Linked DNA regions of Mus musculus: region 2 is linked to region 1. Evidence: chromatin loops called from intact Hi-C (ENCODE). Cell type or tissue: heart. All regions are shown on one strand.

Region 1 (8,000 bases):
CAGTGCAGACTTTCATGCCACTGTTATAGCTTCATCTTTTGTGAAAGAGACATGCATTAAAAAGAAATTCACAGAATTACACTAAGAAGTGCAATTTAAGCCTCTCCATCATTTGTGGCTAGAACACTCCTTCTGTGAGGATGCTGATGAAGACCTACAGGCATCCCCCTCCTGGGGAATCCTTCCATCACCACTGAACAATACTACAGTAGGATAAGCTGTCTCCTGGAATTCTGAATGGCACATACCGGCCATGCCCTCCGAAGTTCTAAAGGAGGGTAAAGATGGAGGGTCATCAGTAGGCTGCCAACACTTTCTAATAAATGATTTTCATCTCCCAAAGATTCCTTTGGTATGGATGGCTACAAGATAATACAATTTGACTATGATTCACTTAAGCTACTTTGAATAAGACCTATGTTGCATATAATGTAAATCATACTTGGTGGTAAAATTCATCAGAAAGGTCACACCTAATCCTACCGGAATGCCATTTGTAAATAATATCTCCAGCTGGAGGACAGAGGGAGAACTAAGTATATCTCCCTGCCTGCTGCCTTGTCAAGGTAACAGAATCACCAGACAGGGGTTAATAAAAATTCAGAATGGCAACTGCCTATGTCCTGACAAACCCTGATGTCTGTGGACCTTAGTCACTTCTAAGATTTAAAATTAAAAAAAAAAAAAAAAGTCCTGCGTCTCTCCCCTCTCCTGCAATGATGTGTCTCCCCTGTGTGAATTTGAATAAGACCATATGGGACATAGCTGATAGACTGACAGACGGGCGTTTCTTCAGAATGTGCTTCAGCCAGCACCCAGCCGTATTTTGCTATCACAGGAAAGACAAAAACAGGACCGTTTTCATCAGTTTGACCGACTGGGAAAACACAAGGATTATTTGTGGTTACTTAAATATTTAACCAGCACATTACCATTTCAAATGTAAAAGATTGAAATAACTTTATAAAAGAAACCCTGTATGGTTTCTCTGATTATCCCCCAAGAAAACAAAGTCCAACAAAAAGATCCTTTTGTTGTTGATGCCATTCTTGGTCCAGCGCAAAGCACTGTCTCTTTCAACTCAGCATTGGCTGACTTTCCTCCTGAAGACAAGTTCCGATACAAAGCATCGTCCCCTGCGGCTTCCTACTCCGTCCTCTCTGTAATGATGAAATGCTAGCTACTGTTTACAGAGAATTCATCTGGAATATGAATTATGAGAAAGGAGTAGTAAGTGTGTTACAAGAAAGGAGTATTGAATTCCTCTTCTCATTTGGTAAGGAACTCCCTGATTCCGGGCACTTCCTTCTTTCACTGAAACTGGGAAGTCGGATTGTGAGAACCTCCAAGTGCTGACCCCATTCACGAAGGAAACACTGCTGTCAGTGTAGCCCGCTGGGCCCAGATCTACACACACACACACCCAGTCCCTTATCCCCTTTCTACTTTGCCGTTTTCGTTTTCCAGCTTCTACTATGAACTGTAAACTCCCAACAGCACCTCACAGTTCTCCTAAAAATAATGATGCTTTTGAATGTGATCGTTACATAAACAAATCAAAAAAGAGCAAAGTGACAGTCTTGAGTCACTTCGACTAGGTGGCAGATAATGATCCCTCATCCTCTAAATATGTAATTATTTGAAGTTTGGAGGAAATTGTACTGTATACTTTGAGGGGGTTTTTTTCCTTATGTAAAATTCTGCCTCTTAACGGTGATATTTATTAAAATTCCGCTCATATTTAGATAGAGTGAACAAATATGAAACCAGTAATCCTGCACAAGGTTTAGTCTGAACATGTGCCTGTTTGTATCTTGAAGTTAAAAAAAAAAAAAACTGGTCTAAATTTTCCTAATGAACCTAATTCTGTTATCTGGTCACTTATTACCATCTCTTGAGGAAAATTTGAACGTATAAGATAACCAGAGGATGAAGGAGGCTTGTTTTGCACTTGCCTATTTAGTGTACATGCCTGCTCCATCTGAACTTTCCAGTGGGTTTGGGAGGTCTGTCGGTCACCCAGCCAGGCTAGTTCAAAGGAAGCAAGAAGCCCTTGCATCCAAATGAAATCTATATTTGGTGATTCTTAAAATATCATTTCCCATGGCTTTGTGGGGCATACTGCTTGCTCAAATAATGCACATGCCTTTCCAGTGAGACACTTTGTTGAAATGGGAGCTAGGGTCACTCTGTGTTCAGCTTACACACTGCACACATAGGAAGAGTAATGCAGACAGAACCCTGTCGTTGAAAGCATTTTTACCAAGGGGGTTGGGGAGAGAAACCCTTTAAGCACTGGTGCTGAGCACTTTGTTGAACCAGGTGGGACAGCTACATGAATAGAACCTCTTCAGACCTAGACCCTAGGCCCAGCACACCTGGCCTGTGTTTGGAAAAGAAAGTCTCTCTTGTTTGGCTACACTGTAGTCAGCTACAAAAAGCCTAGACAGCCTTAATTTAACCATTAAGAATGGAGGCCCATATTTAAGAGTCATCAGCAATAAAGGAAAATACACTGGATCATTTCAAGTGCATGCTAATCATTTAATGTAATAAATGGAGCAACCCTAATTATCTCCCGAGGAAATGATTTCACACTAAAACAATGGGAACGAAGAGGTTACTTCAGGAGCATAACACACAGCTGAAAATCACTCATGTGAATCTGGAGCCTTCTCGTGCATTTGGCAGGGGGAGAGAGAGAGACAGAGAGAGAGAGAGAGAGAGAGAGAGAGAGAGAGAGAGAGAGAGAGAGAGAGGCAGAGGCAGAGAGACAGAGAGACAGAGACAGAGACAGAGACCTGATTCCATGGGATGTAGCAAATGAGGTTAAAGCTATTTAACACCCGCTATGCCACGCTCTTGTTTTCTAACCCCAAGCAAAGCTCCCACCAGGCTGAAGATCAGGGTCCCGTCACAGCAGCTTTGAAAGCGGCTCCCTATTAAAGAGGGGATCTGACACCAATGCAGCACAGCAGATAAATTAGTCTGCAGCCCCGTTCACCGTAGCTTCGTGGTTCCCCCAGCTTCAGTTCCCCACAGATGATCCAGTTGCCACCCACGCAAGCCGCTATAAGAGGATTTCCATCAACATCCTTAAAACCGATTTTGGATTTTTGTCTTTAGTTTTCAATGTTTCAATCGTCCATGACCCAGCCTTTTTTAAAAAAAAAAATCCAGATGTGCATTGTTTTATTTTGCTTATTACGACTGAAAATGTGTCTCACCTTTTTTGTTGTATCATAAAATTAAGTTCTTTAAAACATTTAATGGAAGATTTACAGAAGAATAAAATGTCCGTGCTTTTGTTGGTTCAAGATCTTGCAAACCCTTTCACCACAAAGTTTAGAATTATTTCCCAAATGCCATATTTCTGTTGCTTCACTACTCTGCTGATTGCCATGAAAGCACACCACGAAGTCAACACTCTCTTTTTAAGCATATAAAAAGCATATTAAATAGCTTAGCTACAAGGGTGGGCATACATTCCTTCAACCCAGGTAACAAAAATCATTTTAGCATCCTTCAGATCACTCCTTTCAATAGATCCAACCCTAAATAACAACAAAAGAAGGGGGAAAGATAATATGGACTTGATTTTTGAATAGTTCTTCCCTCAATTTCCTGTTCTTAGTTTTGGGGGATAAAGGGAATGTTAGAGGCTTCTTCTTTTTCAGAAATAACAAAGATTCAGGAAATTCTATCTGTAAGTACTGTGTGTAGCCTAAGACTTCCCTAATGCATACTGATCACTGTGCATACAGTAAACAAATGAACAAACTGTGCTCTGCTTTGGTCATATTCTAAGTTTCGTGGTATTTTAAACAAACTACCTTAGAAATGATAAACAAATAAAAGAATAGAAAATAACTACAGGAAACAGAAAACTTGGTGCTTAACTAAATAATTCTCCAATTGCCTCTTTTTTTAAAGCATAAGTAGAAATTATCGTTTAAGGGACAGCATTTGTGCTTGTTTGAAACCAATATGGATATTTTGTGAATGAGAGTGCTTTGACTTGCTTTTACCTCCCTGTTCCTGCTTTCTGTGTGCGTGAATACAACCAGCATCAGACACGAAGCTAATTGGAATCAACTGCACCCATCTTCACAGGAACACGCCGGAATGTGTACCATTCAGGCTCGGCTTACTGTAATATCCTCTATGGGATAGTTGACCACAGGATTCTCATTCACAAACAGCCAGGTTAAACAGTTAAATGCTAGCAAATCCTGCATAGCCCTGTGGGAAATTTCACTTTAATCCTGAACTTATAAGAGGGCAATCAAAGCCCAAAGCCCGGGTAACAAATCTGATCCTCTGTTGCAATCTGTGCCCTCCTGGGAAGGAGAGAGGTGCTCTCCGTACAAGCCCAAGGTGGATAAATACCTAAATGATGAGATAGCCAGCGAATGCAGAAGAGGCATCTGGCCTCAGCCATTCGCTTCCAATTCCATATTACACAGTGAGAGGCAATCCTCGCCCAGCTCAGGAGCAGCCAGTGCTGATTACTAGAAGTGAAGTGTGGCTTACGGAATGATTAATGACAGTGTCTGGAGCAAAACAAAGCACAATGAGGGTTATCTCTAATCCACCTGCTTTCGGATGCTATAGTAAGGGAATGAAAATGGCCCCCGAGAGCCCTGATGATAAAAAAAAAAAAATCAAACGAGAAAGGTGCAAAGCTGCAGATATGTATTAATCTGATATCTAAAAACTAGGTCTTAGCTTGAATAAAGCATTAGGCATGAATGGAGCCCCATAGGTGATAGATACTGGGCCATAGTGGACTTCACATTGTCTGTATTTTTTAAATCAAACAGAACTGTTCCCTTCAGTATTGCCTTTGACATTAATAGGTTGGTATTTGAAAAGTCACAGTTCACTAGATGAGCAGGCTTGTGAGTGCAAGCTCATTAAACAAACCCCCTTTTCTTGTTGTCCAGTAAAAATGTATATATATGGCACCATACCACCACCTTGTGGCTTCTCTGTTCTGGTGCACACCACTCCCGGAGAGAGGTCTAAAATTCAGTCACCTTTTCCATATGTATAAATCCAGGTGGGACGTAATTAAAAGAACAATGATGTGCTTTATAAGCAAGCACATTTATGGGCAGCTTTCACCAAAGCCAACACATTGCCAACAAGATCGTTCGAGTTTCATAATGTATCTTTGGATGCACTATGAAGCCTGAGCCTGGCCATTTCAGTTATGTCTGGTGGAACTTCAGGCAACCAGTGAAACAGAATGGCATGACATCCAGTGTCTATCTGAAGAGAGCAGGCAATGCCATTTTCTCCACCTGCTCCCTTGGAAGTGCTCACTGGCTTCCAGACTTCAATATAGCTAAAGAGAAAACATGTGCTTTAAATACAATACGTTTCATAGTGTTTTCATAATCTTTCTGAATGTGGGGGAGACTGCAGAGCACCATCAAGCCCCTTTCTGTTCCTGTCCCTAAATATACATTGACAGAATTCTAAGGACAATTACATTTTCACTGTAGGACATTTACAGATTCACCATGCATTAGCTGCTCAATGTGAAGATCATACTGGGGACACAATGGCATTCTCTGCTGTCTCTTGAGATGCAGTCACTCCTATTGGAAGGTAACAATAGTAGCTCCCTGATCCGTGCTGCCTCTGGACATCACCTTACTCTCAGGGTTAGGAAAGCTTAAAGATGAGTATCCATTGCACTTTTCTCTCCTTTAATCTGATGAGCAACAAGTTAAGTGTTAATTCATATTTCATGAGAGATTTTTAATATTGAAAGTCTAATTGAAGATCTAGTGTTCCGTTTTTAACAAGGCTGACACTACTGTTGAAAGAAAGCAAATACATTATTTTAATTAATATCAATTCCTAAGTGCTCCTGATTTATATATTAAACAAAGAGAGAAAGTGTCTTGTCACACACGACAATTGAGTCTGTATTCACCTTCATTTACTCAGTGCCCACTCCCCCACCCCTTCTTCCGTGGGAAATGCATGATGGAAGCCGCCATGTAGGAGCGTGTGTCTCGTACACTGTTAGGCTGAGCTGCGATCAGTCTCCCCTTACTTCCTCAAGTCAATTCTAGCCAACAATGCTTGTCTCCCCCTGACATCTCCTACAAGCAAATAAACAGCTTCTATTGTTTTAAGCGTAATGCCTCTGTGTATGGCACCACCTTTCAATAATCACAGAGGCCAACAATATGTGTGTAATAAAGGCATAATGGTAGACCAAAGGAGATAATTAATAATAGCATTTTAATGCAGCTGGGAACAGAAATTGCCTTACAACCCAGAGCGTCTTCAGTTATTTAGCTAAGTACAGAATCACCCAAGTGGTTAGGGCCTGAATGGAAAAGTCCTTTTAAATGTCATTGCCACAGGATACAGGAAAACTCCAGTTCCTTGGAGATGCTAGCGAGCCTTCAGATCATCATTAACTCAAATATTATCTATTAGGTATATTTTGCTGGATTTCTCTGCCCTTCCTTCAGTATTCACGATGGCAGTAATTGTTTTGCCTTTTGGACTCATCCCTGTGATGTCCTCATGAACTCTCTACCCCAGAGTCTGCATTGTTCTTCTCCTATCTCCTCACTGCTCACTGTACCTACCATAAACACACTGTAAGTCATCCGTGTCCATTTCCAAAGCAATAACTTCAAAGGAGACACGAGAGCACTCTGTGCTTTAGGAAACACACTATTTTTTGGTCCAATGTCTACTGCTACATCCCTGCCCCCAAAAGACCCCAAAGACACAGGCAGAGCCAGGAAAGATCCTGTGGGTGGGCCCGCAGGAGGGGGAAAGAGCTACGGTGCTTAATGTAGAAATGGTTTTAAGCCTAAGAAAGGATTTTGTTTCTTGTTAATTGTTGAGCTGTAGTACAAGCCGATAATTATTTTGTCCCCTACTACTTCTACAAAAAAAAAAAAAAAAAAAAAAAAAAAAAAAAAAACTTCTCTTAATATTTCATGCTTGAATAACTCTAACCAATGCGGACAGATCCTGTTTCTGTGCTGGAAGCTGCTGTTCTGTAAAAAGCATTCCGAAGCTCCAAGGCGGGGTCCTAATTCTACCCCATTTTTAACTGAAAATAACTCATTTGCCAAGAGTAAGACAACTGGCACCATGAGAGACAGGCCCAACCTGGAATTACAGTCCATTCTGATTCCTCTATGGTCTAACCTCTTCTCTATCTTTCCTTGGTTCAAACCTAAAGGCATGCTTATTTTCCAGGACTCTTCAGAGACTCCTGCCTGGCAGTGGAACACAGCTTCCTCCTCCAAATTCCTAACAGGTAGAAACACGCACACACACACACACGCGCACACACACACGCACACACACACACACACACACACACACACACACACACACACACCACCCCCTTCATTACACAGTAGTCATCTGGAGCCTGAACGGCACTTTAGAAATCAGTATGTAAAAATACGAGTTCTGTTTAGACTCTGTACAGTAAGACGTCTATCTGCGACATGTTTCAAAACTAAATGCTGGGGTGATTGGGTAGCTGCTGCTGCCACTCTTGTTTTTCAGTGACTCTGTGCGTACTCGTGTCACTATACTACCTCGTTTCCAGATGGAAAATAAGGCATTTTTTCCTTCTGCTTCAGTGCAGAATCTTAACAGCTGAAATAAAGAGGTGCCCAGATTCCTAGTTCAGCTCCATCGCAGACACTCTTCATTAGCAGTATTTTATCTGTATTAGCGGGCTTATTTATCTGTAACCTGGATATGTTTCTGGGATATCAAATAGTGGCTTCTAAGCAATCTCCTAAGATACGATGTGCAAGCCTAGAGCCAAGGAAGCAAGTTGAAACCACTTCCACAAAAGACCTCAGCCTAGGAAAGCTGATTCAACTTGGCTCTATTTACCTTAATTAGCACAAATCCTATCCATATTTGCTTATAACACTGCATTAGCGACTAAATAAAACAGTTATGAAGCTGACCACAAGGCCACTAGGTATGCACGG
Region 2 (8,000 bases), 140 kb before region 1:
TGTAAGGTACTTTCAGTGTGGTGGATTCTTGTGTGTGGGGGGTGTAAATGAGGTGTTAACACAACTCCTGGAGTAGTCCTTTGATATAGGTTTATGGTCAGCAGCCAGCATCGCCACCCAGCATATGCTTAGCATGAGGCCCCATTCCATCTTCTGAACCCCAGGAAGAAGATTTCAGAACTAAACCAAACCAGGTCAGAAGTAAGCTGAACATTTGTTCCAGTGTTCTCTACTGTGCCTAACATTTCAAAGAAGATGCCAGTACCCACTTTTGTTTAACAAGCAAGCTGCTCACTGATGTCCTGTCGAGTGAGTTCTCTGACCAGCTTTGTAGCAAGCAACTGTACCACTTTGAATCTGTTTCTGGAATACAGGGTGAATAGTGGCCTGGTAAAACTGTACACCTGGATGTCATACACATTATATATTTCCTTCTGATCCCTTGACTTTATTCTCTAGTAAATAGATGCCATCCAGCCTCTATATCATTGGATGTCCCAATGACCAGTTCAAGTTGTCATCTGACATGTTTACTTGGCTCCTGGTTTACCTCCCTTCATGACAAAAGCTTTTTTGTTTATGTTTTTTTTTTCCATGCTCCCTCTTACATACCCTCTCTAAGCACTGCAACTCTACGTAAACACCCATGAAACTGAATCTCATATGCACAGGTTCAACCAAAAGAAAAGGGATTGTTCCATTTTAATGAAAGTTTTTTTTTTAAAAAAGCTCAGAAAGAATGAAATTTCCCTGGAACATTTATGTCAATAATGGTAGTTTATAAATAAGAATAATTAGTAAATTTACTCCAGTTTCATCCCAGAGGTTTTTTTTAATTTATTTATTATAGATGATCACAATATTGCTGTATTCAGACACACCAGAAGAGGGCACAAGATCCATCATAGATTGTTGTGAGCCACCACGTGGTTGCTGGGAATCGAACTCAGGACCTCTGTAAGAGCAGTCAGTGCTCTTAACCTCTGAGCCATCTATCTCTCCAGCCCCTTCCCAGATTTTTAATTGCAGTCTAATCCTGAATAATCTAATCTAGAAGGAAATCCACTCAAACTCTGAACCCTAAAGTTCACCAATGCCAAGTGTTCATGATGTCTTGGGTACAATATATGTGTGGGGGAGGGTGGCTGATTATTGAGGATCTTATTCCATCATGTCCTGGACAGCAGAATAAATTCAACTTGCTAGTGAGGGTCCCAATTTCATGGAAAGTAGAAATCTCATATCCAGAAACTATACAGAGCACCCAAATCTAAATTATCTCAGCACTTTCTCCTGAGTAAAGTCGAAATGGATGTCTTCATCAACTGCTGTCTCCTGTCTCACTTTCAAATCAATTTCTGTGTGCTGAACAACATTCCAGGCACAAAACAGAAAGCCTTTTGCTCTACCTGGATGAGCAAAGCCCAAATTTAAAAGGCTTATGCCAATAAACTGGTGGCCAAGCACTAAAGATGATTTATGAGGCCTTTGGCTGGCACTAGTAGCACTTATGATCTAAGAATTAAAGAGGATATAAAGAGGTGATGGGCTGGCTCGCTGTTCCAGCTACACAGTAAAGTCTTGATGGCAGGCACCACCAGGCCTCTCCGGTACACAAGCACTTTGGTGTGATCACCACATTCCAGCTGTGGATTTGGCTTTTCAGAGTAATCCCAGCTTAGCCATGTGTAAACTCAAATAACTGGTTCAGCAATTTTTGTGGATTATTTTCTTCTTTTTTCTTCTCTCGTTTTATTCCCCTTCCTAAACCTCTGTCTTTAGGTATGCAGAGAAACAAAAGAAAGGTAAGCACAAGGTAATAGGGAAAGATGGTATTTGTGTACTTAGCATTCACGGTTCTGCGTTATTTGGGAACAAGTCATGCCATACAGAAATGTGTCATCTTGCCAAAGTCTGGGACATTGTGCCCACAGTTTCACGTGCCTACATGGAGCCAGCTACCTAATCATGTCATTTTGCACAATTTTATAGAAATTATTTTCTTATACTATTTTCCTCTTGCCTTGTGTTCCTACATATTAACCCAAGGCTTGCACATGCTAGAGAAGAGTGACTTCACCAACCTTATTCTATGTATGTGCATACCTCTGTGTGTGTGTGTGTGTGTGTGTGTGTGTAAGTTTGAGAAGTCATTCTTTTGAAAATCAGGCACCATTTAATCTGAATGGAGATTACCACTGTCTCTAAACACTAGCATGATAATGTGTAATGGATTCTCTTGTGTTCTTAGGACACAGTGCCATGAGCCACACTCCTTACCTGCCATCCATTCTTAGATACGGTAACACCTTAGGGACAAATGGCCAGCTGTAAACCTATCCTGTATAGCTGAGGCCTTGCTTCTTTACTCTCTTGAAGTTAAAAACTTCCCCCAACATTTCTCATAGAAACCCAATGATCTATCATTTGATTGTTTCTGAAATGAAACCACAAAATTTGAAAATCACATGGAAACAGGCTCACAGAGAAACAGGGACTATGTTTTCTCACATGCCTGAAATAATAATATAAACTTTTAAAGGTATGAAACCTTTTTCTCTGAAACATCCCGCATTAAGAAAGCTCAGGATGAAAGAGAAAAAAACTGAAGTATTAAAAATTTCCCAGTAAAGTGCTTAGAGAAAACATTGGGCCTACCACAGTAGAGAGTAAATCAAAACTGTGCAGTGGGTTGGGAAGATGAATCTGGGTATGGAAAAGTCCAAGGTAACTAAATTTCTCATGCACAGATTCCCCAAACAAGAGAGCATCACAGAAAGGACTTTAAACCTGCAGAAGGTCTCACTCAACTCTTTAGCTTGGTGACCATTAGGGCATGAGAGGGAAATGCTGGCCCAGACAAGAGAGACAGAGAAATCCTTGGGCCTAATGGTAGGCAGGAATAATCGACTTTCCCACAAAGAAGTTAGGAAAGGCCTTATAAATCATAAGGTACCTGAAAGAGTTCCCAGAAAAGCAACACAGCTCAGTTGTCACACAAAACTGCCCCAGGATGAAATGCTTCCCCTGTTAGGCCTTATAAAGCATAAAAACAAAACATGAAAAAAAAAAAGCCTATTTCAAGTAAATTTGCTGGCATAGCATGTGACTCCTGATAAGAATACAAGGATATCCTGTACCCGACAATGTAAAATTTTTGATGCCTGGCATTTAATCAAAGTTTACAAGGCATCAAAGAAACAAGAAAAATAAGCTGTAATCAACTAATCAAAGCCAACTCAGAACTGTAACAGGTGTCAAAACCACGAGACGAGGACATTAAATCCATTTATATAACTATATTCTTATGTTAAAAACACAATGAACAAGGTGAACATTTAAAAGAGATACACAGAAGGACACCAGAATCAAATTTCCAAGGGAAAATAACAGTATGTAGTGTTTCTTAAATGCAATTAATAGAATGTCATGGGTTACATATAGCAAAATAATAGTAATAATAATAGTAATAGCAATAATAAAGACATCAATGTAAAATGAAGCACAGAGAATGGTAGAAAGAGAATCTGAAGAGAGCTATGGTACAGCTTTGAGCAGCTTAATATATGCCTGATTAGAATCCCTAAATGAGAGTCTACAAGGATGGCTCAACAATAAGAGACCAGGGATCAATTTCGAGCATCCATGTCAGTCAGTATACAACTGCCTGTCACTCTACCCTCCTCTTGCTTCTGTGGACACTGCACTTGCATGTACATGCCCACACAGTGACCCCCCACACATACACACACGCACACATACAACCCACACACACAATCAAAAGTTATAACTAATAAAAATAAAATTTTTTAAAACCACTGAAAGAATCAATAACTATAAAAATGTATCAAGAAATAATGACAAAAAGGTTTTCTATCTGGTTTAAGACTTTCATCATTTAAGTTGATAACTGATTGTATAGAAAGGCATATAGAATTATTAGTCAGTGCTTGAGGGAAAAGGCACAGCAGAGAGAGATCAAGTATTGTGTCCTAAGTCCTGAGACCAGCAGGCACTCAAGCAGCAAGACTCAAGGTCATACTGGCATTGCTCTCCCGAGGCTGCCATGACCAGATACCATAACCCAGGTGGATTTAGGACCTGAATCTCTGCCCATCTCAGTCCTGGCATTTGTTGGTGATGGCTGGCAACAATTCTAGATACAATATTCTTGCCTCTGTCATCATTGTAGGGTAGTCTCCCAGGATGAATGGGGAAGGACTCTTTGTGCTTTGTCTCATGAGAATGTCAACCACCAAGTTGTGGTCCACTTCATTATCAACTTAACACTAATTAAAATTTCAAAGATCTTATTTCCAAATAATACCATTTCATGAGATGCCGAGTAAAACCTGAGTTTAGGGCAGAAAGCATATTGCTCAACATCGTACATTCTCCTTCCTATGTAGCCTCTATGAAACTGTGTCTGTCCTTATGGCCTTAATACTTTCTCAGTTGATGAGTGACAACTGTGCAGACAACATTCCCGCTGGAACCTCAGTCCTGTACATGTACTTTATAAGCATGTTCCATGGGAGGTGCCAAAGCTACCCCAAACTCTGCTTCTGTCTGAACTCACCACTCCCTTCCCTCCCCATCTCCCCAGTCCTTCTAAACTGGCTTCTCCTTCTACATTCAGTATCTAAAACAAATGAAAAAAATCACAGTCCCCCTTTTGATTGACAGAATTAGGCTTACCTATTATTGAATTTCAAATACACTGGGTTTCCAGCGTGAAAACCACACCATTCCTATACTAAAAACCTTGAAAAGGCCCGTCACTGCTTTTATAGGATATTCAGTCCCTTAGCATGTGCTGCTTGTCCTTCCTGCCCTTAGTTCATCTGTGCTGTTTTAGCCACATTGAGCTCTGTCAAACAGTTCCTCTAAACACTGCGTTTGCTCTTCATTCTGGGCCTACACCTTTCCCCCTACCCAATAGATACCCCATTTCGCACTTCATCCACTCTCTCTGCTTCAGTCAGAATTATTGATTTTCCAGTCCTTCATGTAACCCTGAGCTGGTGCCCTTTCTGGGATATTATACAGTGTGTGCGCTGACACCCCCCCCATGATTATTTATATAACTTTTTAGCCATTTGGACTTGCCTGGATAATAAAATCCTTCACCATCCAAATTATGTCAAACTCTCAACCCTCATTCTAAACAAATAAGGACACACTAAACATATGCTTTATGAATAACTGCCAGGAATACTAAATGAAAGGTTCTGGGAAAATGAACTCAGCTAAAACATCAGGTAAATTCACCCCCCCCCACTCCACCTCGTATGTCACTGGATAAACTCACATATATAAAAAAGAAATATCTAGTACCTTTTAGCTCTAACAACTACTTCAGGGCCATTGATGATTAAACTCAGATGCTATAATAAGATGACTGATTATAAAACAAAGAAAAATATTATCAACTCACAAAACTCACACTAATATAAATAGAATCATAAATGTACATTGAAAATAGCTAACCTCGTTCAGAGGCAAGGAACAAAAACACTGCTAGTGGAGAAATAACGTAACTTCCCACATCATAGAATGTTTACTCTGGTCTTCTTTACTTCTTTACTCCTTTCCTTTCTTTATATCTTTCTTTTCCTTTCTTTCTTTACTTCCATCCCAAATGCTGCCCACTCCTGGTCTACCCACAGGGTTCTTCCTCCATTCTCCATCCCCCACCCCCTTATCCTCTGGGAGGGTACCCCCTTGGGTATACTCCTACCCTGGCACATCAAGTCTCTGCTGGGTTCCTCCACTGAGGCCAGAAAAAGAAGCCCTGTTGAGGAACAGATACACATTCAGGCCATAGCTCTAGGGAGAGCCTCTGCTCCAGTTGTTTGGAGGACACACATGGAAACAGAGCTGCACTTCTGCAACGTATGTGCCAGGGATCTCGGTCCAGCACATGTATGCTCTTTGGTTGGTGGCTAAGTCTCTGAGAGCTCCCAGAAGTCTGGGTTAGTTGACTCTGTTGGTCTTCCTAAGGAGTTCCCAATGCCTTCAGGGCCTTCAATCCTTCCCCCAACTCTTCCACAATAGTTCAATGTTTAGCTGTGGGTATCTGCATCTGTTTCAATTAGCTGCTGGGTAGAATCTCAGAGGATAGTAATGCGAGGCTCCCGTCTGCAAACATAACAGAATATCATTAATAGTGTCAGGGATTCATGTTGGCCCATGGGATGGGTCTCAAGTTGGGCCGGTTATTGGTTAGCAATTCCTTCCATCTCTGCTCCATCTTTGTCTCTGTACTTCTTTTAGACAGGACAAATTTGGGGTCAAAACTTTTGTGGGTAGGTTGGTGCCCTTATCCCTCCACTAGGGGTCCTGCCTGGCTGCAGGAGGTGGCCTCTTCAGGTTCCATGTCCCGACTGTTATCCATCTCCACTAAGGTCACCCACATCCCAGGTCTCTGGGACAGAGGGCCAGGAGAATGAATGGAAATCTGCAGCTATTCTGATCTTTCTAAGTAAGAAATTTGCCCTCAAAACTGGGCCCAAGTAGATCATTCACTTGGCTGAACTACGGAGAACTAGACAAGAGTTGTGACAACGATTGTCAAATAGTTAAAGGTTTGCCATCCAGAAGAATAAAACCATGTGTCCTTTCAGAGGGCTGAATTGGGATCAAGGACTAGAAAAAAATTAAATTTTTACTTAAGGTTTACACTCAAATGTGGTATTCTGTTTTATGTAGCTTCCACATCATGGGAAACATACTGAGAGAAGCTACCTGGGTAAAGCAGAAACAGTGATTATTGTCTATTCAGCACCTATAAGATAACCAGGCAATATGAATCTCATTTGCACAGGTACCTCTTAAGCCTGGCCACAGTTCTGTGAAATCAGTGCTGATATTTCCAGTTTTACACATGAGCTAAGGTGGATAGAGAAAAGGCGTTTCACCAATATTATACGTGTAGGTGAAAAAAAAAGGCAGAGACAGGAACTGAAGATAGGTCTCCCTTCTGACTCTTGATTTGGACCACCATCCTTCTTAAGTCCACACCTCTCAAGGGTTAAGCCCCTCTAAAGCTGGTTTTTAGTCTTCAACCCATTGCTTCAGATGCAAAGAATTTAATTGTGAATGTTCCATAGAAAGAACCTGAAATCACAAACTGACAAGCGAATGGCTTGTCTGCAGCAAATATAAGAACAACATTTTAAACCTTATACCTCTATAACATTTTAAATACACTGATACAATATGGCATATTTATCATATTTCATTCACCTCTATTGCCTTTGTGACCTTATATTCTTCATCATACTGTCTTTCAGAAAAGGCATATTTCATTTCAGGTTACTGTATTTCAAAAAGATTGCAATTTGGAGACTAGATAACATTTGATTTTACAATTTACTTTCCGCTATTAGGGATAATTACTTAATCCCTTCTTGAATCTACTACAGAAGTTAGTGACTTCCCTGAGTTAGAAAAAAAAAAAGCAAGTAGTGTTTTCTGGGAATTTTTTTTATAGTCTGTGGTAGGTTAATACTCTCCAGCCCAAACAAGCTCAGACATAGGACAATTGAGAAAGGAATGTTTCCGCGCAGTATTTCATTAATATTTCAGTTTGACTTACAGATACAGCATCCAAGGCCCTTCTATAGCTAGCATCATTTTAGTCTGTATTCCAACAAGCTGGTTTTACCAGTGAAAGGCAGTGTCATCTTCTCATCCATATTCATTATCATCTAAGCCTCTCTGCCATCAGTCCTCAGCATCCTTCCCCAGTCAGGCTTCTCACTTCCCACCTACTCCATGATAACCATCTAATGAACTCGTCTCGAGCTCTGATATTCCCTTATCTGATTCACCTTTCAAATAACAGCTCTGAACATTTCACCTTCCTTAACAAAAAGAAAAAATGAGTGGATTTGAATTAACTATAAAATGACATCTAAAATCCTGTGAGGTGACACTTACCCATGAACCCAGAACATGGAAAACCTTGTGAGGTAACACTCACCTGTGAGCCCAGG

Evidence for each region. A loop is a pair of places that touch in the nucleus more often than their neighbours do. Peaks named below come from ENCODE experiments on the same cell type or tissue, not always from the same donor. Only the 100,000 strongest peaks of a DNase experiment are listed, where the experiment ranks them.
Region 2: it touches region 1 in a loop (5-fold over the local background); 2 of 42 quality-filtered maps call a loop at or near these places.

Annotation. Positions count from the first base shown.
Region 1 is chr2:116,816,565-116,824,564 of GRCm38, forward strand. All of the region lies in intron 3 of Gm13990 (a long non-coding RNA gene), which reads right to left. Among named protein-coding and RNA genes, the nearest start is that of Gm13990, 58 kb to the right of the region's middle. In heart, a CTCF peak has its summit at 4,987 (motif pointing left); no DNase peak of the experiment used is centred here; H3K27me3 peaks cover 199 bases.
Region 2 is chr2:116,673,420-116,681,419 of GRCm38, forward strand. No RefSeq gene overlaps it. Among named protein-coding and RNA genes, the nearest start is that of Gm13990, 200 kb to the right of the region's middle. In heart, no CTCF peak of the experiment used is centred here; no DNase peak of the experiment used is centred here.